2 separate regions of the Homo sapiens genome follow, and region 1 is linked to region 2. A link is an interaction called in ENCODE POLR2A ChIA-PET data of the cell type or tissue named here. Cell type or tissue: Panc1. All regions are shown on one strand. Each heading gives the region's core, and the rest is flanking DNA. Links, peaks and the distances in the headings are about the cores only. Region 1 holds the start of CCER2 (coiled-coil glutamate rich protein 2). Region 2 holds the start of LGALS7 (galectin 7).

Region 1 (14,272 bases), core at 1-8,000, 140 kb before region 2:
ATGGCAGGGGTGGGGTAGGGGAGGGACAAGGGGCTGGCCAGCTGCTCTTCGCTCTGGAACCACCTCTCCAGCCCCCTCGTTGCCCCCATTTTCCTGTACAAGGATTACAGGAGCATATACAGGATCCCAATCTGTCTGCCGTGTGCCGGTCGTCCCTCACAGGACTGTAACAGAAGCACGAACAGTGCACGGTGTGCCAGAGTGGAGACCCGGGCCCCTTTCCTCCTGCTGCTCCCCCTCTCTCTGGGCCACTGCCTCATCTGTGCAACCCAAGATACTTTTTCACCTCCCAGTGGAGAGTGGGGGTGGGAAAAGGGGGAGCCAGAGGTTGGGAACCCCACTTCCTCTCACCCTGTCAGTCACACGCAGCTTTCAAGAGAGGCTGAGAAATGTGGACTTCTTTTCTGGGTGACCCATTGTAAAAAACTGGGAGCGTAAGCCGGGTGTGGTGGCTCACGCCTGTAATTCCAGCACTTTGGGAGGCCATGGCAGGAGGATTGCTTGAGGCCAGGAGTTCAAGACCAGCCTGGGCAACACAGCGAGAGCTCGTCTTTACGTTTTTTAAAATTAGCCGGGTATGGTGGCACACACCTGTGGTCCCAGCTACTTGGGAGACTGAGGCAGGAGAATTGCTTGAACCCAGGAGGTGGAGGCTACAATGAGCTGTGATCATGCCACTGCACTCTAGCCTGGGGCAACAGAGTGAGACCCTGTCTCTAAAAAAAAAAAATAAAGGCCAGGCACGGTGGCTCACACCTACAATCCCAGCACTTTGGGAGGCCGGGACAGGCGGATCACCTGAGGTCAGGAGTTCAAGACCAGCCTGGCCAACATGGTGAAACCCCATCTATACTAAAAATATAAAAATCAGCCGGGCATGGTGGCACACACCTGTAATCCCATCTACTCAGGAGGCTGAGACAGGAGAATCACTTGAACCCTGAAGGTGGAGGTTGCAGTGAGCCGAGATCGCGCCACTGCTCTCCAGCCTGGGCAACAGAGCCAGACTCCGTCTCAAAAAAAAAAAAAAAACCGAGGGTGCCTAGAAGGTGCAAATGTGTGAATGGCCACTGTGAAGAGCCGGTGGACCCTGCCACGTGCCTTTTTCCCCTCCCATCAACCTCTTTTGTGCTTCCCCCTCCATGTACCACCTTCTCCATAACCACCCCTGGCCTCACAACTCTCTCCTTTGGCACTATCGTCTCCTTTTTTTTGTTTGTTTTTTTGGAGTAGATGAGGTCTCCTTATGTTGCCCAGGCTGGTCTCAAACTCCTGGGCTTTTTCCTGCTTTTTGGCTGCCTTCTCTTCCATCGTTTCCATTTGTTCCTCTTGCTCCTCCTCTCACCCGCTGACCTTCCCCACACCTTCGTCCTTGACCGCAGGGTCCTGGATATGCCCACCCAAGAACTGGGCCTCCCCGCCTACCGCAAGTTTGACATTGAGGCCTGGATGCCAGGCCGAGGCCGCTTTGGAGAGGTGAGCCCTGTGCCGCTGGGGACGGGGTGGGCAGGAGGACAGGCCTGCCCCCCATCCCTGATCCGCTCAGCCTGCCGCTCCTCCACCCCAGGTCACCAGTGCTTCCAACTGCACAGACTTCCAGAGCCGCCGCCTCCACATCATGTTCCAGACCGAGGCTGGGGAGCTGCAGTTTGCCCACACGGTGAGGCCCGCACAGCCTCCTGCCCGCGTGCCCTCGCCCGCAGCCTCTGCCGCCCTAGACCCACCCACCTTGGCTCCTCCCCGGGCTCAGCTTGGGGTGGGCGCCAGTTCCGAGCATGGCTGTCTCACAGGTGAACGCCACCGCCTGTGCTGTCCCCCGCCTTCTCATCGCGCTCCTGGAGAGTAACCAGCAGAAGGTGAGGGGCTGAGGGGCCCACCCAGAGAGGCAGCTCAGCGCCGGGGAGGGCTGGGGCATCTGCAGTGTCCTGAGGTCTGCTCTGTCCCCAGGACGGCTCAGTGCTCGTGCCCCCTGCCCTCCAGTCCTACCTCGGCACTGATCGGATCACAGCCCCTACCCACGTGCCTCTCCAGTACATCGGCCCCAACCAGCCCCGGAAGCCTGGGCTGCCTGGCCAGCCTGCTGTAAGCTAAGAACCCACCCACAGCAGCCCTCGGGGGTGTCACTGCTTCCTGGAGTTCAGGAGACCCCGGACACCTGGGACCTGTGTTGCTGAGCCCGTCCTGACATCTGTGTTCTTCCTGTCAGCTCCACGCCCGGGCCCCTGGACCACGGGGTCCACCTCTCCTCTGTCCTTGCTGCCTCAGAGTCAGTCACTGACCCTGTTATCATTGAGGGTCCCAGTGGGAAGCAGGACGTCTGGGCTTTACGGTTCTAGGGACAGGAGAAGCAGAGGAAGAGGCTTCCATCCCTCCTTCCTTCTTTCCTCCTACAGTGCTGAGCAAAAAGTCCCCAATAAATGGTCAGGACAAAGGCCTCTGTGGATCTGTGAACAAGGGAGATGCCTGGCTCTCTAGGAGCTGCTGAGCAGCCGCTTGGAGGCACTATCCTCAAAGGGTCTGTGGCTGCAAAGACCATGGCTGGAAGTGCCTAGCCACCCCCCAGTGCACATGGAGGCTGGCCTGGGGCCACCAGGGTTGCTGAGAGGATGCTGAATTCTCTCCCCTTCCTCTGGGACAAGCCAGAACAGAGTCACCCTCTGAGGGTTCCTTCGAGCTGACCCCAGCCCCAGCCTCACCCCTCAGTCCCCAGCTCCCCATGCAGCTGTCCCTTCTGCAGCTCCAGGTAGGGGCCCAGTGGGCATCCCAAACTCAGGGAAGCTACCTGGTCCTCTGATCACTTGGCCTGCACCTGCTCCTCCTCAGGCATGCCCATCCCAGCACATTCTCCCGGCTGCCCAGGCCACAGCCCTTCGGGTTAGCCTCGACTTTTATCTCATATCCACTCCACTTCATTAGCAACCCTGGCAACACCGCCTTCAGAATATTTCCAGAATCTGGCCAGGTACAGTGGCTCACGCCTGTAATCCCAGCACTTTGGGAGGCTAAGGCAGGCGGATCACCTGAGGTCAGTTCAAGACCAGCCTGGCCAACATGGTGAAACCCCATCTCTACTAAAAATACAAAAATTAGCTGGGCGTGGTGGCGCACGCTTGTAATCCCAGCTACTCGGGAGGCTGAGGCAGGAGAATCACTTGAACCTGGGAGGCGGAGGTTGTGGTGAGTGGAGATCGCGCCACTGCACTCCAGCATGGGCTACAGTGCGAGACTCCATCTAAAAAAAAAAAGAGCTGGGTGTGGTGGCGGGCACCTGTAATCCCAGCTGCTTGGGAGGCTGAGGCAGAATTCTTGAACCCGGGAGGCAGAGGTTGCAGTGAGCTGGGATCACACTACTACACTCCAGCCTGGGTGACAGAGCGAGACTCTGTCTCAAAAAAGATTTCCAGACTCTGCCTACTGTTCTCTCCTCCCTGACCCCACCTGGGCCCTGCTCCCCGATCCCTCCCCTTTGGTTAACCCTGGAAGCCTCTTCACTGGCTCCCTGTTCTCCATCCTCGCCACACAGCCAGAGGGACCTGTGAGCACCTCAGCTGGGTGTCCCACCCCTGCTCAGAGGTCTCCTGTGGCTTCGTCTCAGAGTAAAAGGGTAAAGTGGTCATCGAGGCCCCTAAGACCCCACCTGAGCTGCTCCACCTTCCTCTTCAGCCCATCTTTCTGTCTTGTTTGGTCCACCCGACCCGCCTTGACATTGAAACTCTCCAAACTCCTTCCTGACTCGTGCACTTACATTGGTGAGTCTCCCTCTCTGGCTGTCTCTCCCCTAGATGGTGTGTGCTGGCCTCCATCTTGTCACTCAGGCCTTAGCTCAAATGTCACCTCTTCCAAGAAGTCTTCCGTGACCACAGTAAAACCCCCCCAGCACTCAGTACCTACATCTGAGATACTTTTTTTTTTTTTTTTTTTTTTTTTTGAGATGGAGTCTCACTGTCCCAGGCTGGAGTGCAGTGGTGTGATCTCGGCTCACTGCAACCTCTGAGAGATTCTTTTGCCTCAGCCTCCCGCATAGCTGGGATTACAGGGAGGTGCCACCATGTCCGGCTAATTTTTTGTATTTTTAGTAGAGGCAGGGTTTCGCCATGTTGACCAGGCTGGTCTTGAACTCCTGACCTCAGGTAATGCACCTGCCTTGGCCTCCCAAAGTGCTGGGATTACAGGCATGAGCCACCACGCCCAGCCTGAGATACTATATTTTTGATGCATTTCTGCCTTCTTTCCTTAATATGTATTGATGTGTGTCAAATACCAGCTCCAGGAGGGCAGAGGTATCCACCCATTGGCTCAGGGCTGTAGCCTCAGGTCTAAAAGAGGACCTGGCATGTAGTAGATGCTCAACAAAAATTACTGCACTGAAGATGCTTGGACGTGTGCCGTTCCCAGTACCAGGCACTTCCCTAAACACTGTACACACAACTATTTAATCCTCACTGTCCAACTGTAGAGTAGGTTGTCACCAACCCTATTTACAGTGAGGAAACAGGTCTTAGAGAAGTTAAGCGGTTATCCTGGGCTGCACAGCTGGCACGTGGTGGAGCTGGGGCTTAGGCCAGAAGCCAACTGCAGCCTCTGAGGAAGCGGGTTTATGAGACCCACTCTCAGCCAAGCATAGTGGCTCACCCACGCCTGTAGTCCCAGCACTTCAGGAGGCCCAAGTGGGCGGATCATTTGAGGTCAGGAGTTTCAGACCAGTCTAGGCAACATAGCAAGAACCCCTCTCTACAAAAAATGAAAAAAATTACTGTGGCATGATAATGCAAGCCTGCAGTCCCAACTGATCTGGAGGCTGAGGCAGGAGGATCCCTTGTGTGAGAGTTTGAGGCACTGCACTCCAGCCTGTAACAAGACCCTGTGAGAAAACAGGCCCAGGAAGGGAAGGAGTTGCCTGGGGACCATCTGTGAGTGGCTGCTTCTGGGTTCCCACCCCGGTCCACCTGCCAGCGTGGAGGGCGAGTGTACCAGACCCTGCTGCTCTGGGAAGAGATCCCCCCAGGCCAGGTGTGGCACCTCAGGCCTGTAATCCCAGCACTTTGGGAGGCCCAGACGAGAGGATCACTTGAGCCCAGGAGTCTGAGACCAACCTGGCCAACAAAGTGAGACCCTGCCTCTACAAAAAATAAACATTATTAGCCAGATATGGTGGTACACGCCTGTGGTCCCAGCTACTCGGGAGGCTGAGGTGGGAGGATCAAGTGTGTTCAGGAGCCTGCAGTGAGCTGTGATGGCGCCACTGCACTCCAGCCTGGGTGACAGAGCCAGACCGTGTCTCAAAAAAACGAAAAAAGGGAGGCCTCCACCATCTGCGCTGAGCTCCTGGCCTGAAGCCTCGAGGGGAGCGCGTGCAGGGCGGAGGCCTCATGAATAATTGAGGGTCTCAGGCAGGCAGCCGCCCCGCAGATGTCGCCCCGCCGCGGGCGGGGAGGGGGCGGGGGTGACATCATTTCCTCCCCTGCAGGGTCCCCGCGTGGGTTATAAGGCGCTGCAACCCTGGCCCGCACAGCGCCTTGGACCCGTTGGACGCCCACCATGCCGCCCCGAGGGCCAGCCTCTGAGCTGCTGCTGCTGCGGCTGCTCCTGCTGGGGGCGGGTGAGTGCGGGACCTGCCGAGTGCGGGACCTGCCAGGGGCCGGGGAGCGGGGACTCCAGTGGGAGGGGGCAGGCAGTGCACCCAGTGGAGAGGCTTCAGGGGCCGAGCCTCCAGCGGGGGACAGTACACCCGCCGGGTGGGATGGGGAGGGGATGTGTGGGGACCGGGACGCCCATGGAGCTGGGGTCGGTACCGGGGACAGCAGCCAGGGCGGCAAAGCCCAGTGCCATCTCCTTTCTCCACAGCCACCGCTGCTCCCTTGGCACCGAGACCCTCCAAGGAGGAGGTGAGGAGTGTGGAGGCCTTGCCCTGCCTCACCTAGCTGGGGCCCTGCCCTCCCTGCACAGCCTGCCCCATGATCCTCATTGCCCTCAAACCAGCTGCTCTCCTCCCCATCTCCCCTGCCCTCAACCTCCCCTCTGACCCGGCACCCCTGCCCCCCAGCTGACCCGCTGTCTGGCAGAGGTGGTCACAGAGGTGCTGACCGTGGGCCAGGTCCAGAGAGGACCCTGCACTGCTCTTCTCCACAAGGGTAAGGAGGCCCCGGGCCCCACTTGCCCTCCACAACCCCATGGGACCCTACCCTACCCCACCCAGGGTCCTGCCCAGGTGCCCACATGCTCTCCCACCCAGGCTACCTGGAGGAAGAGGTCCTCATTCCCAGAGCCCTGTTGCCTGGACCAGCGGGGCACTGCCCAGCATTCACACCTGACAGAGCCTGGCCACCAGCAACACCCTTGTGGTTCCCTGCAGAGGGGCCAGATGGGGCAGGGAACATCCCCTCCCAGGTGGGATGAAATAGGACCCTCCCCCTGTAGTCTGGGCAGCCCCCCTGTGAGACCTTCGGCAGGGCCCAGAACTCCTCAAGGCCTCAGTTTCCCAATTCAAACTCCTGACCTCAGGTGATCGGCCGCCACGGCCTCCCAAAGTGCTGAGATTACAGGCGTGAGCCTCCATACTCGGCCTCAGTTTCCCAATTGGATGCTTAGAGAGTGTCCTTTCCCTTTCTGCCAGAGTTGTGCGGGACAGAGCCCCACGGCTGTGCGTCCACCGAGGAGAAAGGCCTGCTGCTTGGGGATTTCAAGAAGCAGGAGGCTGGGAAGATGAGGTCCAGCCAGGAGGTGAGGGATGAGGAAGAGGAGGAGGTAGCAGAGAGGACCCACAAGTCTGAGGTCCAGGAACAAGCCATCCGCATGCAAGGGCATCGCCAGCTCCACCAGGAGGAGGACGAGGAGGAGGAGAAGGAGGAGAGGAAGAGGGGGCCCATGGAGACCTTTGAGGACCTGTGGCAGCGGCATCTAGAGAATGGAGGGGACCTCCAGAAGCGGGTGGCAGAGAAGGCCAGTGACAAAGAGACGGCCCAGTTCCAGGCAGAGGAGAAGGGGGTGCGGGTGCTGGGCGGGGACCGCAGCCTGTGGCAGGGGGCCGAGAGAGGCGGAGGAGAGAGGCGCGAGGACTTGCCCCACCACCACCACCACCACCACCAGCCAGAGGCTGAGCCCAGGCAGGAGAAGGAGGAGGCTTCGGAGAGGGAGGTGAGTAGGGGGATGAAGGAGGAACACCAACACAGTTTGGAGGCAGGGTTGATGATGGTCAGTGGAGTCACAACTCACAGCCACCGGTGTTGGCCCTGCACCACCAGATCCATCACTAGTGGATCACAGTGGCCAAGACTGACACCACGACTGGCTAACAACTTCCGTGCAAGGCCTTTACCTTATACTTCCACACTACTGTATGGACTACAGCAACCAAGATGGCACCATTGCACAGAAGCAAGCCACCATCACTAGCAAGTTGGCCACTGTGAAAAGTGGCTGCTGTGCCTACTTCACTAGGTGACAGACAGACACCATTGCTGGGTCATGGAAAACAAGATGTCACCATGATTGGTGGCACCAAAAGTGCCGTAACAGGGTGGGCATGGTGGCTCACACCTGTAATCCTAGGGAGGGTTAATCCTTTCAGAGGCCAAGGTGGGAGAATCCCTTGAGGCCAGGAGTTTGAGACCAGCGTGGGCAACATAGTGAAACCGTGACTCTACAAATAATTTAAAAAATTAGCCAGCAATGGTGGCGCACGCCTGTGGTCCCAGCTCTCAGGAGGCTGAGGTGGTGGGATTGCTTGAACCCGGGAGTTTGAGGCTGCATTGAGTCATGATTGTGCCACAGCAGTCCCGCCTGGGCCACAGAGCAAAACCATCTTAAAAAAAAAAAAAAAAAATGGCTGGGCATGGTGGTTCGTGCCTGTAATCCCAGCACTTTGGGAGGCTGAGGCGGGAGGATTACCTGAGGTCAGGAGTTCGAGACCAGCCTGGCCAACATGGTGAAACCCTGTCTCTACTAAAAATACAAAAAATCAGCCAGGCATGGTGTTGCATGCCTGTAATCCCAGCTACTCGGGAGGCTGAAGCAGGAGAATCACTTGAACTCGGGAGGTGGAGGTTACAGTGAGCCGAGATCGTGCCACTGTACCCCAGCCTGGGTGACAGAGCGAGACTCCATCTTAAAAATAAAAATAAAGCGCCATCACGAGGTGCTCATCCCAGGCACCTTTGCCAGTGCCAAGCTACTGCTGTTGGCTGTGGTCGCGTTAGCCAGCACCACTCTTCCGGGGTTATGGCAATCAGCATGGTCACCATCGCGGTCCACGACGATCAGAACGACCGCTGCTGGATGCCACTATGAGAACCGACATGGCCCACAATCACAGTGACCGAGGTGGCCTGCCTTTGAAGGTGGGTGCTGACTACCCCGTTTCTGACCCCACCAGGAAAAGGAGGTGGAGCAGCTGGAGCACTTGAGAGACGAACTGAAGAAGGTGACAGAGACGCTGGGGGAGCAGCTCAGGAGGGAGGGCTGACCCCTACCTCAGTCCCTCCTTCCTCCTGACACACCCTGTGGCTTAGGACTGTTGACCCCGAAGCCTCCACCTCACCTAGCACCCCACGCCACCCCTACCCAAACAGGGGAGGAGGCGGACGTGCCTTGGAACCACACCCAAGGAGGTGAGTCTGAGCTGGGCCGGGGGCTGGGCTCAGCCCTGACACAGGAAGCACCCCCACACCTATGCACTCCCACTCCAACCCTTCTGAGTGAATAAAGCACAAAGAAACGCACCCTGCCTCCGTGAGCAGCACTTGATGTGACAGGGATGGGCCCCAGAAGGACCCGGAGGACTGGGAAGACAAGATCAGTCTGGTCTCTGGTTGTCAGAACTAGGGTTTTGTTTATTAAACTGGAAATTATATTAACAATGAAACAAATCACACGGGGCGGGGGTCGTCAGGAAGAGGTTTTGAGGCTGGGGTGGGAGGCAGCCGGGTTTGGCTGCGGCTGCTGTGAACCACAATGTCGTCGTATTCATCCTGGGGGCAAAGGGGACCAGGCAGAGGGGCTCAGGCGGCTGTCACTTTGCCCACCACCCATGTCCTCATAGAGCACCCTAAGAATTAGGTCTCGCCTCAAAGCCCAAGTTCCCCTGCTCCTGGCTCAACCTCCCAGTTTCCTAGCTCTCAGAACTCCATTTTCTTTTCTTTCTTTTTTTTTTTTTTTTTTTTAAGATGGAGTCTCGCTCTGTTGCCCAGGCTGGAATGCAGTGGCGTGATCTAGGTTCACTGCAACCTCCACCTCCCAGGTTCAAGCAATTCTCCTACCTCAGCCTCCCAAGTAGCTGGGATTATAGGCATGCGCCACCACGCCCAGCTAATTTTTGTATTTTTAGTAGAGACAGGGTCTTGCCATGTTGGCCAGGCTGGTCTCGAACTCCTGACCTCGTGATCTGCCTGCCTCGGCCTCCCAAAGTGCTGGGATTACAGGCGTGAGCCACCGCACCTGGCCAGAACTCCATTTTCAAGGTCATTTCTACAGACCAATTTCTAGCCAGCCGCCACTCCAGAGTTTCGGCAACTGAGCTGGCCCTCCTCCACCCCTTCCCTCTGCCTTTACCCAAATTCCTCCGCACCCATCATCCAGCACCGCGCCTTGCCCAAGGACGGATCTGTATTGCTGGGTTCTCTGACTATATCTCTCCCCACCGCTGGCTCGGGTCCTGCCCCAGCACTGCCGGTGTTCAAATCACTGCCACCCAAGGTTTTCTTTTCGCAGTGTGAGTTCTCCAATTCTTGCTGCCTAAAATCACCCCCAGCGCTACCACCCACCCCCGCTGTGTTCACCAATCACTGCGACCAACGCCTTTTCTCCACCCCTGCCTGAGTTCTACCTTTGCCACTGCCTTAGTTTTTCAGCCACTTCTGCCCAAGCTCTTCCCACCACCCCTGTCCAGGTCTCTCCTGACTAGTGCCCCGTGTCACTGGCGCTGCTGCCTGAGTTCTCTAACAGCAGCCCAAGGTCGGTGCCTAATTATCTTCTTGGGCTTCTTGCCTGCCGGTCTATCCTGACCCCCCAGCTGGGCTGCCCTGTCTCTCCTCCTGACTCACGCCCTCGTCTCCGCTGTCGCTGTCGCTACTGCTGCTGCAGGGGCCGGATTTCTCGTCCTCGCCCTCGGGCTCAGGGGCTCCGTGTGCACGGAGGAGGCGGGCGAGGATGGGGTTGGGCCGGAGCATGGCACTGCCGAGTGGGGTGCGGCCACCGTACATGCGGGCAGCAGGGTTCGCGCCTGCCCTCAGGAGAAGCTCCAGCACATCGGCTGCCTGGGCCTCCACTGCCAAATGAAGGGGGCTCCGGCCGCACGTGGGCTCCTGTGGGGGTGCAACAGAAAGGTCAGAGGGCCCGAAGAGGGGACAAGCCCCCTCCCGCCGACGGCATCTTCCCCGAGGTTGGGGCTCACCGGTTTGTCAAGGTCAGCTCCAGCATCTCGGAGCAGCCGGACCATCTCCACATCTTTGTGGATAACGGCCACGTGGAGTGGGGTGTGGCCTGGGGACAGAGTGATTGGCGTCAGATGATGAGGTGAGGGCCCCCCCCACCCCACCGTGCTTTGATCCTGGGGGAGGGTCATGTGGCGTGAGGGTGATTAGGTTTGGGGGCTGGTTCCTGAATTCTTGGGTATGGCAAAGAGGTACCTGGGTACCAAATGCCTATCTCAGATGGCCTGAGCTTGCTGGCAAGTGCTAGTGCCTGAGTTGTTTGAAGCCTGGGGCCCGCGGGTAAACAGCCTGGGGTCTGTGGACAGGGAGCCTGGATTTTGGGGCCAGGAGGAGACCCAAGTCTCTGCTCTTATCACTCAAAGGACCTGAGCTGGCACGCTATTTCACACCTGTAATCCCAGCACTTTGGGAGGCCAAAGCAAGAGGATCACTTGAGCTCAGGAGTTCAAGAAGCTGCCTGGGCAACATGGCAAGACGTCTCTACTAAAAATAAAAAATAAAGGCCAGGCACAGTGGCTCACGCCTGTAATCCCAGCACTTTGGGAGGCTGAGGCGGGTGGATCACGAGGTCAGGAGATCGAGACCATCCTGGCTAACATGGTGAAACCCCATCTCTACTAAAAATACAAAAAATTAGCTGGGCATGGTGGCGGGCGCCTGTAGTCCCAGCTACTCGGGAGGCTGAGGCAGGAGAATGGTGTGAACCCAGGAGGCGGAGCTTGCAGTGAGCTGAGATGGCGCCACTGCACTCCAGCCTGGGCAACAGAGTGAGACTCCATGTCAAAAAAAAAAAAAAAAAAAAACCTTAAATTAAGGTTCCTGCCCAGGCACGGTGGCTCACACCTGTAATCCCAGCACTTTGGGAGGCCATGGCGGGCAGATCACCTAAGGCCAGGCCAGGAGTTCAAGACCAGCCTGGTCAACATGGTAAAACCCCGTCTCTACTAAAAATACAAAAATAAGCTGGGCATGGTAGCATGTGCCTGTAATCCCTGTAATCCCAGCTACTCGGGAGGCTGAGGCAGGAGAATCACCTGAACCTGGGAGGTGGAGGTTGCAGTGAGCCAAGATCACGCCACTGAACTCCAACCTGGCAACAGAGTGAGACTGTCTCAAAAAAAAAAAAAAAAAAAAAAAAGGTACCAAGTAGCTGAAAAGCCTGTGACCTGGGGGCGAGAGGCAGGCCCTGAACACTGGGTCCTGAATGACGTCAGTCCATCTGAGGAGGGGTCTGGTCTCAGGTGGCTGGGCTTATAGGCAGGGGAGCAGAAACTTGGATGTCAGGGCTGTGGGCAGATGAGCCCTTCTTCCCATGAGGCTGAGGAGGGCTGTCTCTGAACCCTGCTGCCCATTGCTGGGAGCCTGGGGTGCCAGAGTTTCACAGAGGGCCTGAGCTCTGCATTCCCCGGTCCTGGGTAGGGTAGGGGTCTGCAATACACTCTGCAGGTGGGGAGCCCGGGGGCCCGACAACTGGATCCTGGCAGCTCTGGGTCTGTGGGTGACAGGTCTGCATCCCAAGTGACCTGGGGCCTCCAGGTGGGGGTCCTGGGTCCTACATATCCAATTCTCAATCATCTGGGCCCTGAGTGGAGGTCCCTGGTCCCGATGTGTGGGCTCCTGAAGCCTAGGCATGATTTCCCAAGGAGCTCAGTCTCAAATCAGGGAAGCTGAGCCCAGGGCCAGGTGCTCTCGCCTAGCCCAGGAGCTGAGTCCTTCCCTGGTGACGACCCTCACCCTCGTAGTTTTCAGCCTCCAGCTGCAGCTTCCAGTCCTCCTCACTCTCCTCTTCTTCCTTCTCCAAGTCGGAATCGGGGTACAAGGCGACAGGGGTATGGTTGGTGTCGGGAGTACGGTCAGGGCCCTGAGCGAGGTAGGTGTCGGGGGCTTCCCTGGGGCGCCGGGGGCGGGGCTGAAGCAGGGCACGGGCACAGGCGTGTGCCCCCACACGGCAGGCCAGGTGCAGCGCCGTGTGGCCCCTACGCTCCGCCACACACAGCCCGGCGCCTGCTGCGTACAGCTTCTCCACCGTGGATGTCTCCCCCAGGATGGCTGCCAGGTGCAGGGCTGTCTGCAGAAGCAGAGGACAGGCGGTAGGGAGTCACACTGGGAACCCTGGACCCCAAGCCCTACACCATCCCTCGTGGCTCACCTGGCCTAGGTCATTCTGCAGGTCCATGTACTCAGTGCCGGCCGAGAAGCCTAGAAGAAAATCCAGGAAGGGTTCATGCTGATGAATCACAGCCAAGTGCAGTGCCCTGGGGACAAAGACCGGGGTGAGAGGGCAAAGTTCAAGTCCTCTTGCATTCCTTCATTGAACAAACATGGGGCGCCTACTGTATGCTAGGCCTTGTGACCACAGTTCTGGAACCCCCTGTCAGCTATCTGGGAGGTCAGAGGTCAGAGTTTCATCAGCAAATTCGTGGAATCAATGTTTATTCAGTGGGATTTCCACTTCTGCCCAAAATGAAGTAACATGGACCAGAATTCACTCCCACGTGAAACAAACAAACAAACAAACAAGAGTCAGACGAAATACGGTATATGAAGCAACAGTGTTGAAGACACTGGACATCGTGCAATGAATCACAGTGACCCCTGAAAGACAGGAAACACGAGGTGGGCCCCACACTTGACTGCCACAGCTTATTGTCTTGAGAGAGTTTCAAAGCCACGGTGCAGAGAGGGGAATCCAAGCAGAGCGCATCAGGTTGTCTGAGGTCAGGAGATGGATATGGAGGAAGAGTCTGTGGAGGCCAGCGTGGCTAGAGTCACAGGACAGAGTACAAAACAGAGTTGCCAAAGGAGAGATTGCTGGGGAACTGCAGGAGGTTCTCTTGTGTATTCCGGAGAATACGGATCAGCCATGCCTGTGAGTCTGTGGGGATGGGAAAACCATCCAAAAGGATTTCAGAAAAGTGCTCGTTACTCACACAGGGCCAGGAATAGTGAGTGTTCCCACCAGCCAGGCTGGAAAAACATCATCACAGGCTATCGGGTGGGATACTCAGGAAGGTCTTGCCTCAATAGTGGGGAATAATTAACTGTAGATGGGGCACTGCTCAACACCCACCTAACAAATCATAAAAGCAAAACTGGAAAGACTCAAACTACTTCCGAGTAATTTAACTCCATCCCAGAATAATATTCAAGAATATTTATTTATTTATTTATTTATTTATTTATTTTAATTTTTATTTTTTGAGAGAGAGTCTTGCCCTGTCGCCCAGGCTGGAGCGCAGTGACACGATCGTGGCTCACTGCAACCTCCACCTCCTGGGTTCAAGCGATTCTTCTGCCTCAGCCTCCCGAGTAGCCGGAACCACAGGTGCGTGCCACCACACCTGGCTAATTTTTGCAGTTTTTAGTACAGACAGGGTTTCACCATGTTGGCCAGGCTGATCTTGAACTCCTGACCTCGTGATCCACCCGCCTTGGCCTCCCAAAGTGCTGGGATTACAGGTGTGAGCCACGGCGCCCGGCCTCAAGAATATTTATAGGAATACAGAATTCTCCAGACTAACAAGGCAAAATTCACAATGTCTGGCACCTAACCAAAGATTATCAGGCATGTAAAGAAGCAGGAAAACATGATCCATAATAGGAACCATCAGTGAATTGAAACTGACCCAGAAATGACAGAGATGTTAGAATTTGCAAACAAGAATATTAAAACAGTTCATTATGCTGGGCACGGTGGCCCACACCTGTAATCCTGGCACTTTGGGAGGCCAAGGCGGGCAGATCACTTGAGGTCAGGAGTTTGAGACCAACCTGGCCAACACGATGAGACCCTGTCTCTACAAAAAATACAAAAAAAATTTAGCCAGGCATGGTGGCATGCGCCT
Region 2 (15,341 bases), core at 5,832-13,831:
GGGCCCAAGACTCTAGAAGAGAATCCAGGGTTGGGGAAGTAGACTGGGGGAGGCGGGGGGGGGGGGGGGGGCGGGCAGGACTGAAATCTGTTTCTGAAAGGCAGGGATGGTGTGGGAGCTGAACAGAAACCACTCCTGGCTGGGCATGGTAGCTCACGCCTGTAATCCCAGCACTTTGGGAGGCCAAGGTAGGTGGATCACTTGAGGTCAGGAGTTCAAGACCAGCCTGGCCAACATGGTGAAACCCCTTCTCTATAGAAAATACAAAAAATTGGCCAGGTGTGGTGGTGGACACCTGTAATCCCAGCTACCTGGGAGGCTGAGGCAGGAGAATTGCTTGAGCTGGGGAGGCGGACGTTGTAGTGAGCCGAGATCACACCACTGCACTGCAGCCTGGGCGACAGAGCTAGACTCTGTCTCAAAAAATAAAAATAAAGCCTGTAATCCCAGCACTTTGGGAGGCCGACGCGGGTGGATCACGAGGTCAGGAGATCGAGACCATACTGGCTAACACGGTGAAACCCCGTCTCTACTAAAAATACAAAACAAAATTAGCCGGGCATGGTGGCGGGCACCTGTAGTCCCAGCTACTCGGGAGGCTGAGGCAGGAGAATGGCATGAACCCGGGAGGCAGAGCTTGCAGTGAGCCGAGATCGCGCCACTGCACTCCAGCCTGGGCAACAGAGCAAGACTCCATCTCAAAAATAAATAAACAAACAAACAAATAAATAAATAAAAATAAACCACTCCTAGCAATGCAGCAGCCCTCCTGGACCTTTTCCACTCCCCACCCAACTCCTGCACTCCTGCCCCACCCAGCAGGCTGCTGAGAGGCCTGGGCAGAGGCAGGCTGGCAGTGGAAAGTTTGGGTGGAGACACCAGACCCAGAACCATCCTCCACCCTCTTTGTCCCAGGCCCCCAGCCTCTTGCCCCCTCCCCACACACTCCAAGGCACCAAGGTGGGGGACCAGTTCCTAGGGACGTGAGCTCAGAGAGGGAGGCTTGCAGCTGCATTTCAGTGGGAGCTGCAAGCACCCCCATTCTGCAGAAGACAAAACTGAGGCCTAGACAGGGACAGCTTCTCAGCCAAGGAAGCGGCCAGGCCCTGGGCTCCACAGGGGTGTCTGTGCCAAGGACATGTCATGGGCACGGACAGAGAGGACAGCAGGGTGTCCGGTGATCACACCACCAGCGCAGCTCAGTTAGTTCCCGAGAATGTTCCCTTGAATGGTGAACTCCATCATTCTAACATTATTGACCATTCTAAAGAACACACTCCTCACATTACTGACGCCTCATGCTGTGTACCGTGTTTCCCAGGAACTCAACTTTTTAGTGATCGCTTCACTGTGGCTGGATGTAACTTCACATGCAGCCAACATGCTGCAAGTCCCAACGTGCCTTTGCTGACTGGCCAAAGCTTTCCATTCACTCTATTATTAGCCTGAAGTCCTGACTCCTTTCTGGTAACAGATCTGCATCCTTGATTGCATCCTTGATGGGTTTTTGTTGTTGTTGTTGTTGTTTGTTTGTTTGTTTTTGAGACAGAGTTTTGCTCTGTCACCCAGGCTGGAGTGCAGTGGCACGATCTCGACTCACTGCAACCTCTGCTTCCCAGGTTCAAGTGATTCTCCTGCCTCAGCCTCCTGAGTAGCTGGGATTACAAGCATGTGCCACCACTCATGGCTAATTTTTGTATTTTTAGTAGAGACAGGGTTTCACCATGTTGGCCAGGCTGGTCTTGAACTCCTGCCCTCAAGTGATCCACCCACCTCAGCCTCCCAAAATGCTGGGATTACAGGCATGAGCCACTGCATCCAGCCCTTGATGAGTTCTTATTCAATTGTGTTATCTTTCTCATTAGTTGTGCAATAATTTTTTTTTTTTTTTTTTTTGAGACAGGGTCTGGCTCTCTCTGTGATCATGGCTTACTGCAGCCTTGGCCTCCTGGGCTTGGGAATCCTCCCGCCTCTGGAGTAGCTTGGACTACAGTTGCACGCCACCATGCCCAGCTTTTTTTTTTTTTTTTTTTTTTTTCCTAGAGAGGAGGTCTCACCATGTTGCCCAGGCTGGTCTCAAACTCCTGGGCTCAAGCGATCCTCCCACCTTGGTCTCCTAAAATGTTGTGATTACAGGCCTGGCCACGGTAATATTTGTGTGTCTTTTTTCGGTTTTAAATAACTAATGTGTTTATTTCCCAATTGTTATTTCATTGAGGTATTTTTCCCATTAAATAAAAGGTTCAGATTTTGTTGTTGTTGTTGTTGTTTTGAGACAGGGTCTTGTTCTGTCGCCCAGGCTGGAGTGCAGTGGTATGATCTCAACTTACTGCAACCTCTGCCTCCCAGATTCAAGTGATCCTCCCACCTCATCCTCCTGAGTGGCTGGGACTACAGGAGTGTGCCACCACACCTGCCTAATTTTTGTATTATTTTGTACTGATGGGGTTTCGCCATGTTGTCCAGGCTGTTCTCAAACTCCTGGACTCAAGTGATCCACCTGCTTTGGCCTCCCAAAGTGCTGGGATTATAGGTGTGAGCCCCTGCTCAGGGTTCAGATTTTAATGGAATAGTTCAATGAGTTTTGACACATATAGTCACCTGTGTAACCACCTCCCCAATCAAGTTTCCTGGTGCCCCTAGAAACAGTCACTGCTCCTTCTGCCACATGAAGCCACTGTCACTCCTGAGCAGTTAGTAGCCACAAAGTTTCCTTTGATCCATTGTGGTGGCATGTGCCTGTAGTCCCAGCTACTCGGGAGGCTAGGGCAGGAGGATCACCTGAGCCCTGGAGGTGGAGGCTACAGTGACCCAAGATCACACCACTGCACTCCAGCCTGGGTAACAAGGCGGGCGGATCACCTGAGGTCAGGAGTTTGAGACCAGCCTGGCCAATGCGACAGCGTGGCGCCTGCCTGTAGTCCCAGCTACTGGGGAGGATGAGGCAAGAGAATCACTTGAACCTGGGAGGCGGAGGCTGCAGTGAGTTAAGATCGCACCTCTGCACTCAAGACTGGGTGACAGAGCGAGACTCGGTCTCAAAAAAGAAAAAAAAGGCCAGGCGCGGTGGCTTACACCTGTAATCCCAGCACTTTGGGAGGCCGAGGCGGGCGGATCACGAGGTCAGGAGATCGAGACCATCCTGGCTAATACGGTGAAACCCCGTCTCTACTAAAAATACAAAAAATTAGCCAGGCGTGGTGGCGGGCACCTGTAGTCCCAGCTACTCAGGAGGCTGAGGCAGGAGAATGGCATGAACCTGGGAGGTGGAGCTTGCAGTGAGCCAAGATCGCGCCACTGCACTCCAGCCTGGGCAACAGAGCAAGACTCCAAGATTCCGTCTCAAAAAAAGAAAAGAAAAGAAAAGAAAAATAAGTTCATTTGCCGTGAAAATGAGAAAGTGGGTTGGGACAGACTGATTTTTCTGATTTTAGGCCTCTTTCAGGATATAACTTAGTTGAAAAGTAACTAATCGCACACTAAGTGTTTGTAGGGATTTAAAACCCCAGGTTCTGTCAGTGCCATTTTGTTAGTGATATTTTGAGTTATTGTTTTTTGTTTTATTTTTGATTTTTTTTTAGTGATTGCTTCACTGTGGCTGGATGTAACTTCACATGTAGCCAACATACTGCAAGTCCCAATGTGCCTTTGCTGATTGGCCAAGGGTTTGCACATTAACTCTGTTATCAGCCCGAAGTCCTGACTCATTTCTGATAACAGATCTACGTCCTTGATGGGTTCTTTTTTTTTTTTCTTTTGAGATGGAGTCTCACTCTGTTGCCCAGGCTGGAGTGCAGTGGCTCAATCTCAGCTCTGCCTCCTGGGTTCAAGCGATTCTCTTGCCTTGGCCTACTTAGTAGCTGGGATTACAAGCATGCACCACCACTCTTGGCTGATTTTTGTATTTTTAGTAGAGATGGGGTTTCACCATGTTGGCCAGGCTGGTCTCGAACTCCTGACCTCAAGTGATCCACCCACCTCAGCTTTCAAAAGTGCTGGGATTACAGATGTGAACTACTGTGCCTAGCCAAGGGTCTGGCTATGTTGCCCAGGCTAGTCTGGAACCTGGGCTTAAGTGATCCTCCAACTTCTGGCCTCCCAAAGTACTGGGATTACAGGTGTGAGCCACCATGCCCTGTGGTTTTGGTTATTTTTTAAACACAGTGAAGATACTTCAGGGACTCCTTTGGTTTTATATATTAACATTCCAGTGATGAAAATGATACAGGTAAAAATCTTTTTAGTGAATTCTAACTGTTCCCACAGTTAAAGACATTTACCCACTATGTAACTAATTATATCTTTCCAAGTAATTTGGTAACCACCACTGAAGATTGGCTTACTCAGCTTCTAACTCACTCCCCAGCGGGCCCACCTTTTTTTTTTTTTTTTTTTTTTTTTTTTTGAGACAGGGCCTTAATCTATTGCCCAGGCAAGATCATCATGCACTGCAGCCTCAACCTCCTGGGCTGAAGCAATCCTCCTGCCTCAGCCGCCAAAGTGGCTGGGACTACAGGCATGTGACACCACCCCCAGTTAATTTTTTTTTTATTTTATTTTAGTAGAGCTGATGCCTCACTATGTGGCCCAGGCTGGTCTCAAACTCTGGAACTCAAGTATCCTCCTGCCTTGGCCTCCCAAAGTGCTGGGATTACAGGCGTGAACCTCCGCACCCAGCCTGGCCTGCTTTCTTGCATTAGGCAGTTAAAAACTACATTTCCCAGAGTTATTTGTAGCTAGATTCACATAGGACTGGGTTTCCCCAAGCTGAGTTTGCACCCCTGGAAAACTCTTTTTTTGAAGACATGCCCTCGTGGCCAGGTACTGTGGCTCACACCTGTAATCCTAGCACTTTGGAGGCTGAGGTGGGCAGTTTGCCTGAGCTCCAGAGTTCAAGACCAGCCTGGGCAACATGGCAAAACCCCGTCTCTACTAAAATACAAAAAATTAGCCTGGCATGGTGGCACGCACCTGTAATCCCAGCTACTGGGTAGGCTGAGGCACAAGAATCACTTGAATCCAGAAGGTGGAGGTTGCAGTGAGCAGAATTTGTGCCACTGCACTCCAGGCTGGGTGACAGAGCAAGACTGTCCAAAAAGAAAGAGAGAGAGAAGGAAGGAAGGAAGGGAGGGAGGGAGGGAGAGAGGGAGGGAAGGAGGGAAGAGAGAGAGAGATGAAAGAAAGAAAGAAAGAAAGAAAAAGAAAGAAAGAAGGAAAGAAAGAAAGAAAGAAAGAAAGAAGAAAGAAAGAAAGAAAGAAAGAAAGAAAGAAAGAAAGAAAGAAAGAAAGAAAGAAAGAAAGAAAGAAAGAGAAAGCCAGCCAGCCAAGAAAGAAGTGGTCTTGCTCTGTGGTTTTGCCCTGTCACCCAGCCTGGAGTGCAGTGGCACCATCATAGCCCACTGCAGCCTAGAACTCCCAGGCTGAAGCAATTTTCCTCAGTCTCTGGAGTAGTAGGTAGGACAACGGTTGTGTGCTACCACACTTGGCTAATTTTTTCTTTTCTTTTCTTTTCTTTTTTTTTTTTTGAGACGGAGTCTCGCTCTGTCGCCCAGGCTGGAGTGCAGTGGCGTGATCTGGGCTCCCTGCAAGCTCTGCCTCCTGGGTTCATGCCATTCTCTTGCCTCAGCCTCCCAACTAGCTGGGACTACAGGCGCCCGCCACAATGCCCGGCTAATTTTTTGTATTTTTTAGTAGAAACGGGGTTTTACCGTATTAGCTAGGATGTTCTCGATCTCCTGACCTCATGATCTGCCCGCCTCGGCCTCCCAAAGTGTTGGGATTACAGGCGTGAACCACCGCGCCTGACTCTTTTCTTTTTTTGAGACAGGATCTCACTCTGTCACCCCAGCTGGAGTGCAGTGGTGTGATCTCGCCTCACTGCAGCTTCAACAGCCCAGGTTCAAGCAATCCTCCTGCCTCAGCTTCCTAAGTAGCTGGGATTACAGGCATGTGCCACTGTGCCCGGCTTTTTTTTTTTTTTTTTTTTTTTTTTAGAGACAGGGTCTCACTGTGTTGCTCAGGCTGGTCTTGAACTCCTGGGCTCAAGCGATCTACCAGCCTCAGTTGCCCAAAGTGCTGGGATTACAGGTGTGAGCCCCCATGCCTGGCCCAAAACTGGCTCATTTTTAAATTTTTTTTTTTGTAGAGACAGGGTCTTCCTCTGCTGCCCAGGCTGGTCTCAAACTCCTGGCCTCAAGGAGTCTTCCCAGTTCAGCTTCCCAAAGTGCTGGGATTACAGGTATCAGCCACTGCACTCCACCACCTGCAAAACTTAGAAGGTGAAAATGAGGTAACACTTACGGGAGGGAGATGAGCCTTCTGGCTAGTTAGGTGATGGAGGTATTTATTTTTATCTAGAACAGCCTAGGAAGCTCTGGCCAGGGAATGCTCTCCGCATCCACCCTCTAGCTTTGCAGCACGGAAGCTTATTCCCTAGTCCTCTGAAAATTCTGTAAGCTATTGCCGGGCATGGTGGCTCATGTCTGTGATCCCAGCACTCTGGGAGGCCAAGGCGGGCGGATCACCTGAGGTTGGGAGTTCGAGACCAGCCTGACCAACATGAAGAAACCCCCTCTCTACTAAAAATACAAAATTATCTGGGTATGATGGCTCATGCCTGTAATCCCAGGTACTCGGGAGGCTGAGGCAGGAAAATTTCTTGAACCCAGGAGGCGGAGGTTGCAGTGAGCCAAGATCGTGCCATTGCACTCCAGCCTGGGTAACAAGAGCGAAACTCCGTCTCAAAAAAAAAAAAAAATTCTGTAAGCTGTCATAGCCGCTAATAATCTCTGTAAACTAGCGGAGGAGGGTTCTGTTGCCAGCAACCAGCAACCCCAACATGACAGTGGGAGAAGTGGCTGATACAGGCAGCAGAACTTAAAATGAGGGCGTGGCTGGAGGAGATAGAGGAGAGGCTGATAGGAAGGACTCCTGTATTGCAGGGTGGAAAGCCAGTGTCTCTTGCTACATGGTAACAAATTATCCACTCACACTGTCACCTGCTGTGCCTGGAAAGGCAGATTGCGGGCTGGCCAAGGCTGCAGCCTCAGAAAAATAGTAAAGATGTTTCAGAATGACAACGTTTTCTTGTTTCTTCCACTTTTGGAGAAGTCCTAAGAAGCAATCAAGAGCCTATGGACAGAAACAGAAGGAATTAATCCATCTGTCTTAAACAGGGGATTTTTTTTTTTAGTCAAGGTCTCTTTCTGACGCCCAGGCTGGTTGGAGCGCAGGATCTCGGCTCACTGCAACCAACCTCTGCCTCCCAGGTTCAAGTGATTCTCCTGCCTCAGTCTCCCGAGGAGCTGGGACTACAGGCGAGCACCACCACGCCTGGCTAATTTTTCTATTTTTAGTAGAGACAGGGTTTTGCCATGTTCTCAAACTTCTGACCTCAGGTGATCCACCCACCTCACCTCCAAAATGCTGGCATTACAGGCATGAGCCACCACGCCTGGTCATGTCCAGCTTTTTATTTCTTCTAGAGATGAGGGTCTTGCTATGTTGCCCAGGCTGGCCTTGAACTCGTGGTCTCAAACGATCCTCTTGCCTCAGCCTCTCACAGTGCTACAGGCGTGAGCCACTGCTCCCTACTAGGGGGTTCTATCTTGCTGCATACTATGAATCTTAATTGAATGAAGGTCCCATGTCTTTTTTTGACACAAGGTCTCGCTCTGTCACCCAGGCTGGATTGCAATGGCGTGATCTTGGCTCACTGCAACCTCCGCCTCCCGGGTTCAAGCGATTCTCCTGCGTTCAAGTGATTCTCCTGCCTCAGCTTCCAGAGTAGCTGAGATTACAGGCGTGCGTCACCACACCCGGCTAATTTTTTGTATTTTTAGTGGAGACAGGGTTTCCCCATGTTGGCCAGGCTGGTCGCAAATGCCTGACCTCAGGTGATCCGCCCACCTCAGCCTCCCAAAGTTCTGGGATTACAGATGTGAGCCACCACACCCGGCCATAGTTGGGAGTTTTGAAGAGTCAATGTCATATAAACCAAAAAGGGTGGATGATTGTTCCAAATTCAAAGAGAATGACAGGACAGCCAGATGAAATTTACCAGCCTTTACTGACTGCTGAATAAGGGAGGAAAGTGTGACATAAGTTACCCTTGGGACCCAGGCATTCTACTCCTAGGGATATGCCCAAGGGGAATAAAAACATGTTCGTGCTAAATATTTAAACAAAATGTTCGTAGAAGCGTTCATTATTCATAACAGCCAAACAGTGGAAACAACTCGAATGTCCTTTGCAGGGGAAAGAAAACTTTACCTCTCCCTCCTACGGTCTTCAGTGGGCTTGGGTATAAAACTACCATAAGAATGCCGGGCGCAGGGCTCACTCCTGTAATCCCAGCATTTTGGGAGGCCAAGGCGGGCGGATCACCTGAGGTCGGGAGTTTGAGACCAACCTGACCAACGTGGAGAAATCTTGTCTCTACTAAAAATACAAAATTAGCCGGGCATGGTGGTGCATGTCTGTAATCCCAGCTACTTGAGAGGCTGAGGCAGGAGAATCCCTTGAACCCAGGAGGCAGAGGTTGTTGCAATGACCCGAGATCACGCCATTGCACTCTGTCTAAAAAACAAACAAACAAAAACAAACAAACAAAAAAAAACTGGTATAAGAAGGCTCACGCCTGTAATCCCAGCATTTCGAGAGGCCGAGGCAGGTGGATCACCTGAGGTCAGGAGTTCAAGACCAGCCTGGCCAACATGGTGAAACCCCCGTCTCTACTAAAAATACAAAAAGTAGCCAGGCGCAGTGACACATGCCTGTAGTCCCAGCCACTCGGGAGGCTGAGGTGGGAGAATTGCTTGAACCTGGGAGGCGGAAGTTGCAGTGAGCCGAGATCACACCATTGCACTCCAGCCTGGTGGCAGAGAAGACTCTGTCTAAATAAATAAATAAATATGTTAAATTAAATAAAAATAAAAAGAGTCCAAACCTGCCCCACCAAATAACCCAATCCTCAAACCATTAGCTCACGCTAATGCCTCCACTTCCAGTCCAGCTCCACAGGGCTGGTGCCTACCTCTCCCTTTCCATATCTGTAACTCCCTCCCAGAAAAAAAAAGCAGTTCCAGTCCTCATCTCTGACTCCCACATGGCACCTCCCCCCGAGGCTGGTTCCAATGCCCCTCGTCGGGCACCCACCCCACACAGGTGTCCTCCTCCCATGCTGGGAGTGCAGGCTCCCTGTCACGTGTCCTGCTGGCCCTCACTGGGCACTTACGCGCAGCCTCTGCTGAGCGCTCCTCATCCTGCTCAGCCCTGACCCCCAAACACCTCTCCCAAGGACATCCCACCCCAATCAGCCCATTCAGGGCCACCATGACCTTGCTCAGCCCCACATAATAGCTTTAGGGCCCAATTGTTCAGCAAAGGAAGGAAAGGAAGGAAAGGAAGGAAAGGAAGGAAGAAGAAAAAGCTATGCATGTATTTTACTGTTTAAGCATTGAAATGTACAAGAATCACTAGGAAACTTACAAGAATTACTTGGATGAGTTTATAGAGCAATTGAAACACTGAAAAATGAATAACCTCTAAAATTATGCATTCAGTTTAAAATATTTAAGAGAGTTTAATTAACTAAGTTTATAAATGGAACTGAACACTAGAGAATAGACTTTTTCTTAGCGGTAATTGGATTGTTTTATTAATATTTACTATATTTATAAAAATAGAGTCGTGAGATTTCCAATGGGCATAAAAGCTTAAGAACAAAGTGAGTTTCTGGGGTTTTTTTGTTTTTGTTTTTGTTTTTTTGTTTGGTCTTTTTTTGATGGAGTCTTGCTCTGTCGCCCAGGCTCAAGTGCAGTGGTGCGATCACACACCACAACCTCCGTCTCCCGGGTTCAGGTGATTCTCCTGCTTCAGCCTCCCAAGTAGCTAGGATCACAGGTGTGTGCCACCACACCCAGCTAATATAGATATATATAATTTTTTGGTATTTTTAGTAGAGGCAGGGTTTCACTATGTTGGCCAGGCTGGTCTCAAATTCCTGACCTCAGGTGATCCACCGCCTTGGCCTCCCAAGGTGCTGGGATTACAGGGTGAACCACTGCGCCTGGCCAAGAACAAAGTGAGATTTCTTTCCTTTTTTTTTTTTTTTTTGAGAGGAAGTCTCGATCTTGTCCCCCAGGCTGGAGTGCAATGGCGTGATCTTGGCTCACTGCAACCTCTGCCTCCCAGGTTCAAGCGATTCTCCTGCCTCAGCCCCCCAAGTAGCTGGCATTACAGGTGCCTGCCACCATGCCCGGCTAATTTTTTCTATTTTTAGTAGAGACGGGGTTTCACCCTATTGGCCAGGCTGGTCTCGAACTCCTGACCTCAGGTGATCCGCCCGCCTCGGCCTCCCAAAGTGTTGGGATTATAGGCATGAGCCACCGTGCCCAGCCAAAGTGAGATTTCTAAGTGTCATTTTCATCATCAGAATGTTGATTTACAAAAAGCAGCCCCAGAATTACCTTCACTGTGTATAAAAAATAACCAAAATGTGACCAACAAATGACATTCATGGAGCCTGAATTTTAAATCTCTACAACCACCTAGTGTGCAATTAGCTACTTTTCATCTAAATTATTTCCTAAAAGAGGCATAAAGTAAGAAAAATCAGTCTACTCCCTCTTCTTTATTTTGAGACAAAAGAACCTCGGTGGCTAGTCAATGCTCAGCAGTGGCCAGGCCCAGTGGCTCATGCCTGTAATCCCAGCACTTTGGGAGGCTAAGGCAGGCAGATCGCTTGACTCCAGGAGTTCAACACCAGCCTAGGCAACATCGTAAAACCCTCTCTCTACAAAAAATACACAATTAGCCAGGCATGGTGGCGTGTGTCTGTAGCCCCAGCTACTCGGGAGGCTGAGGTGGTGAGCCCAGGAGGTTTAAGCTTGGAAGATTGAGGCTGCAGTGAGCGGAGACTGCACCACTGCACTCCAGCCTGGGTGACAGAGTGAGACCCCCATCTCAAAAACAAAACAAAACAAAACAAAACAAAAAAATGGTCAGGAGTGACACTGGCCAGTGGCTTCCTGGAACTAGAAGAGAGGCCACTATTTCCTGGACACCAGGAAACTTAATTGAGGAGGTGGTTAGATAGGTCTCCACAGTTCTCAAAATCAGTGAACTATACCTTTAATATCTGCATCTTTTATTTTATGGGAAGGATACCTTGATAGAAAGACTATTGAGAAATATATACATTTATTATTATTATTATTATTATTATTATTATTATATATACTTTTTGAGACAGAGTCTTGTTCTTTTTGCCCAGGCTAAAGCGCAATGGAGCTATCTTGGCTCACTACAATTTCTGCCTCCTGGGTTCAAGCAATTCTCCTGCCTCGGCCTCTCGAGTAGCTGGGAATGCAGGTGTGCACCACCACACCCGGCCTACATTAACTATTTAAAATTGAAAAAAGGTGACCAGGTGCGTTGGTTCACACTTGCAATCACAGCACTTTGGGAGGCTGAGGCAGGTGGATCACCTGAGGTCAGGAGTTCAAGGCCAGTCTGGCCAACATGGTGAAACCCCGTCTCTACTAAAAATACAAAAAGTAGCCAGGCGTGGTGGCAGGCACCTGAAATCCCAGCTACTTGGGAGGCTGAGGCAGGAGAATCACTTGAACCTGGAAGGCAGAGGTTGCAGTGAGCCAAGATCAAACCACTGCACTCCTGCCTGGGCAACAGAGCGAGACTCTGTCTCAAAAAACGAGAAAGAAAAAGAAAAAAGGCTCACGAAAATATTATTTCAGGCCAGGCGCAGTGGCTCACACCTGTAATCCCAACACTTTGGGAGGCCGAGGAGGGCAGATCACGAGGTCAGGAGTTCGAGACCAGCCTGACCAACATGGCGAAACCCTGTCTCTACTAAAAATACAAAAATTAGGCCAGGCGCGGTGGCTTATGCCTGTAATCCCAGCACTTTGGGAGGCCGAGGCGGGCGGATCATGAGGTCAGGAGACCGAGACCATCCTGGCTAATACAGTGAAACCCCGTCTCTACCAAAAATGCAAAAAATTAGCTGGGCGTGGTGGCGGGAGCCTGTAGTCCCAGCTACTCAGGAGGCTGAGGCAGGAGAATGGCGTGAACCAGGGAGGCGGAGCTTGCAGTGAGCCGAAATGGTGCCACTGCACTCCAGCCTGGGCGGCAGAGCAAGACTCTGTCTCAAAAAAAACCAAAAACAAACAAACAAAAAAATTAGCCAGGCATGTTGGTGGGTGCCTGTAATCCCAGCTACTCAGGAGGCTGAGGCCAAAGAATCACTTCAACCCGGGAGGTGGAGGTTGCAGCGAGCCGAGATCGCACCACTGCACTCCAGCCTGGGTGACAGGGTGAGCCTCTGTCTCAAAAAAAAAACAAAAGAAAAAAAAAACAAAAGAAAATATTGTTTCACAACTGATGAGAAACATAACCAACACTAATGAATAAGAGCCCATCGAGGATGCATATCTCAGTTACAGGAAAGGAGCCAGCCTTTTAGACTGGTAACAGATTGACTGCAACCATTTGACCAATCACTTAAGGCAAGTTGGGACTTGCACGTTGGTTGGGTGTGAAGTCATATCCAGCCACAGTGAAGAAATAGAAATAAATAAAAAGATGTTCTTGGGAAACAATAGCAAGGTACAGAATGATGTATCAAGTAATGTAAGGAGTGTCTTTTCTTTTTGTGGACTGAGGTCTCACTGTGTTGCCCAGGCTGGAGAGCTGTGGTGTGATCATAGCTCCCTGCAGCCTCTGATCTCCTGGGCTCAAGCAATTCTCCTGCCTCAGCCTCCCAAGTAGCTGGAATTACAGGCAGATGTGCGCCAACCCACTGGGCTATTTTATTTTATTTTTATTTTTTGTAGTGATGAGGTCTTGCTGTGTTGCCCAGGCGAGAGTGTCTTCTTTAGAATGGTCAATAATGTTAGAACAATGGAGTCCACCATTCAGGGGAACATTCTCGGGAACTAACTGAGCTGGGCTGGTGGTATGATCACCGGACACCCTGCTATCCTCTCTGTCCGTGCCCATGACATGTCCTTGGCACAAAGACCCCTCTGGAGCTGAGGGGCTGGCCTCTTCCTTGACTGAGAGGTGGCCCCTGTCTAAGCCTCAGTTTTGTCCTCTGCAGAATGGGGGTGCTTGCAGCCCCTACTGAAATGCAGCTGCTAGCCTCCCTCTCTGAGCTCATGTTCCCAAGAACTGGTCCCTGAGCTTGGTGCCTTGGAGTGTGTGGGGAGGGGGCGAGAGGCTGGGGGCCTGGGACGCAGAGGGTGGAGGATGGTTCTGGGTCTGCTGTCTCCACCCAAACTTTCCACTGCCAGCCTGCCTCTGCCCAGGCCTCTCAGCAGCCTGCTGGGTGGGGCAGGAGCTGGAGTGGCGAGTGGAAAAGGTCCAGGAGGGCTGCTGGGCTGCTAGGAGTGGTTTCTGCTCAGCTCCCACACCATCCCTGCCTTTCAGAAGCATCTTTCAGCCCTACCCGCCCCTCCACCAAGCCAATTCCCCAACCCTGAGTTCTCTTGCAGAGTCTTAGGCCCAAGGGGGCTGTTTCGGGCCTGGCGGGAGGGTCCCCGCCTTGCTCTGCTTTTGATCTAGGTGGTGATGGAATGCTAGGCCACCCACCACCCCAAAACCCACCTCATCCTGACCTACAAACTTGGTGGCATGATGGTAGCAGTCCTGGAAGGAGGAAGAAGAGAGACTTGAAGGAGAGAAGTGGGACAGGAATATGTGGTAGACAGAGTTAGGGGCAGAGACGGACAGAGTGAGACAGCCAGCCCCAGAGACAGAACCCACAGGAGAGGTGCGAGCAGAGGTGAGGAGAGCCAGAGGTCAGGGCAACGGGTCCTGCACGCTCCTGCCTTTGGCAAATCGCTTCCCATCCCAGCTTCAGCCTCCTCCTCTGTACAATGGGGGTGACCCATACTCCTCCCTGTTGGAATGATGGGGTCCCAATCAGTGATTTCCTGCATCTCCTGGGCAGCCGAGGGGCCTTGGAAATGACAGGCATAGTCCTAGTGGATCCCCTCCTTTCACCCCTCCTGACTGAGGACTTCCATGAACTGGGCACACTCCAGGACCCAGGGGTGCAGCGCTGAGGGGATCAGGCAGGCCCCCTGTGAACCCATGAAGCCACCCTGTCAGTCACTAGTGCTCCTATTGTGGCCGCTGTTCCATTACAGAGGCAGAAGCTTAGATTTCAGCACGGATCAGTCCAGGCAGGAGGTTCTCAGCTGGAGAGAAGGGTCTGGAGTTCCCACCCAGATTGGCCTCCCAGGACCTAATATGTCTGTGTATAAAATAAGAGAAATTACTAACAAATAAATACATGAAATGAGATAGAGGCTCTCCGTGTGCCAGGCAGCGGGAAGACAGGGGTGGAGGGGCAGTGGCACAAGGAGCCTTCTCTGCTGTGAGTTTATTACTATTAAACATTCCCTCTTATTATCAGCTCCTAGGAGAGGGGCAGTGCACCCGGGCCCTGGGTGATGGGGGGATCAGGGCCCCCAAGAAGAGGTGCCACTCCCGCTTCGCCGGGCTTGCCCCAGGGCCAGGGTCCGTGCCAGGTGTGGGTGGTGGGTGGGAAGGGGTGGGGTGAGTCATCAGGGCCAGCCCCGCCCTGCTTTTATTTAAGGTCCCCAGCAGGCCCCACCACCACGGCTGCCCAACCCGGTCCCAGCCATGTCCGTGAGTGCTCCAGGGGCCCGGGGCGGGGCCAAGCAGGGAGGGGGCTGGGGGCTCCTCTTTCAAAGGAGCAAGTGGGCAGTGAGTGTGCCACGGACTGGCCTGGGCTGTGGCCTCCGGGTAACCCCCATCCCGACTGTCCCCTCTACCTCTTTGTGGCTTCCTCTGGGGCCCTCTTTGAGGATCTTTCTGTTTGTCTTTGTTGCTCTCCCCATCTGTTTCCCTGTCTGTTTCTGGTCTCTTTCCTGCCTCTCCGCCACCCTTTCCTCTTCCACTGATTTCTGCCAGTCTCAGCCCTGGTCGGCTCCTCTGAGGGGTGACCCACCTTCTGCCTCCCTCCTTCGGTCTCACCGGCTCACAGTGGCCCCTGCACCCCACTCTTGCAGAACGTCCCCCACAAGTCCTCACTGCCCGAGGGCATCCGCCCTGGCACGGTGCTGAGAATTCGCGGCTTGGTTCCTCCCAATGCCAGCAGGTGAGGCCCCAGGCCCTAGGGGTAAAGGGTACAGGTCTCAGGATCAGCTGACTCCCAATTTTTGCAGTCCAGAAGTAGGGGCCCGAGGCCACCTGTATCCACCAGGCTAGGAGTCCGAGGCCATTTCTGACCTCAAATCTGATGTATTCGTATTTGCCCCCGTGCCTTTGTGGCTGGGGTCCCTAAGTTTCCC

What was found. Peaks named below come from ENCODE experiments on the same cell type or tissue, not always from the same donor. Only the 100,000 strongest peaks of a DNase experiment are listed, where the experiment ranks them.
Region 1: POLR2A ChIA-PET joins it to region 2 with 17 read pairs; 5 of 35 experiments call an interaction of 5 or more read pairs at or near these places.

The regions. Positions count from the first base shown.
Region 1 is chr19:38,903,425-38,917,696 of GRCh38, reverse strand. CCER2 (coiled-coil glutamate rich protein 2) reads left to right here and starts at 5,511. Exons shown (of 5, transcript NM_001243212.2): 1 at 5,511-5,599; 2 at 5,845-5,885; 3 at 6,044-6,131; 4 at 6,614-7,134; 5 at 8,372-8,717. The coding sequence starts at 5,539. The coding sequence ends at 8,461. It overlaps SARS2 (seryl-tRNA synthetase 2, mitochondrial), which reads left to right. Exons shown (of 16, transcript NM_017827.4): 13 at 1,383-1,476; 14 at 1,568-1,660; 15 at 1,791-1,856; 16 at 1,948-2,431. The coding sequence ends at 2,091. NFKBIB (NFKB inhibitor beta) reads right to left here. Exons shown (of 6, transcript NM_002503.5): 2 at 12,577-12,682; 3 at 12,162-12,495; 4 at 10,388-10,476; 5 at 10,038-10,298; 6 at 8,808-8,966. The coding sequence ends at 8,865. RefSeq lists enhancers at 4,660-5,284, 5,285-5,911. In Panc1, for the core only: no CTCF peak of the experiment used is centred there; no DNase peak of the experiment used is centred there.
Region 2 is chr19:38,772,822-38,788,162 of GRCh38, reverse strand. It overlaps LGALS7 (galectin 7), which reads left to right and starts at 14,646. Exons shown (of 4, transcript NM_002307.4): 1 at 14,646-14,676; 2 at 15,060-15,148. The coding sequence starts at 14,671. In Panc1, for the core only: no CTCF peak of the experiment used is centred there; no DNase peak of the experiment used is centred there; H3K27ac peaks cover 32 bases.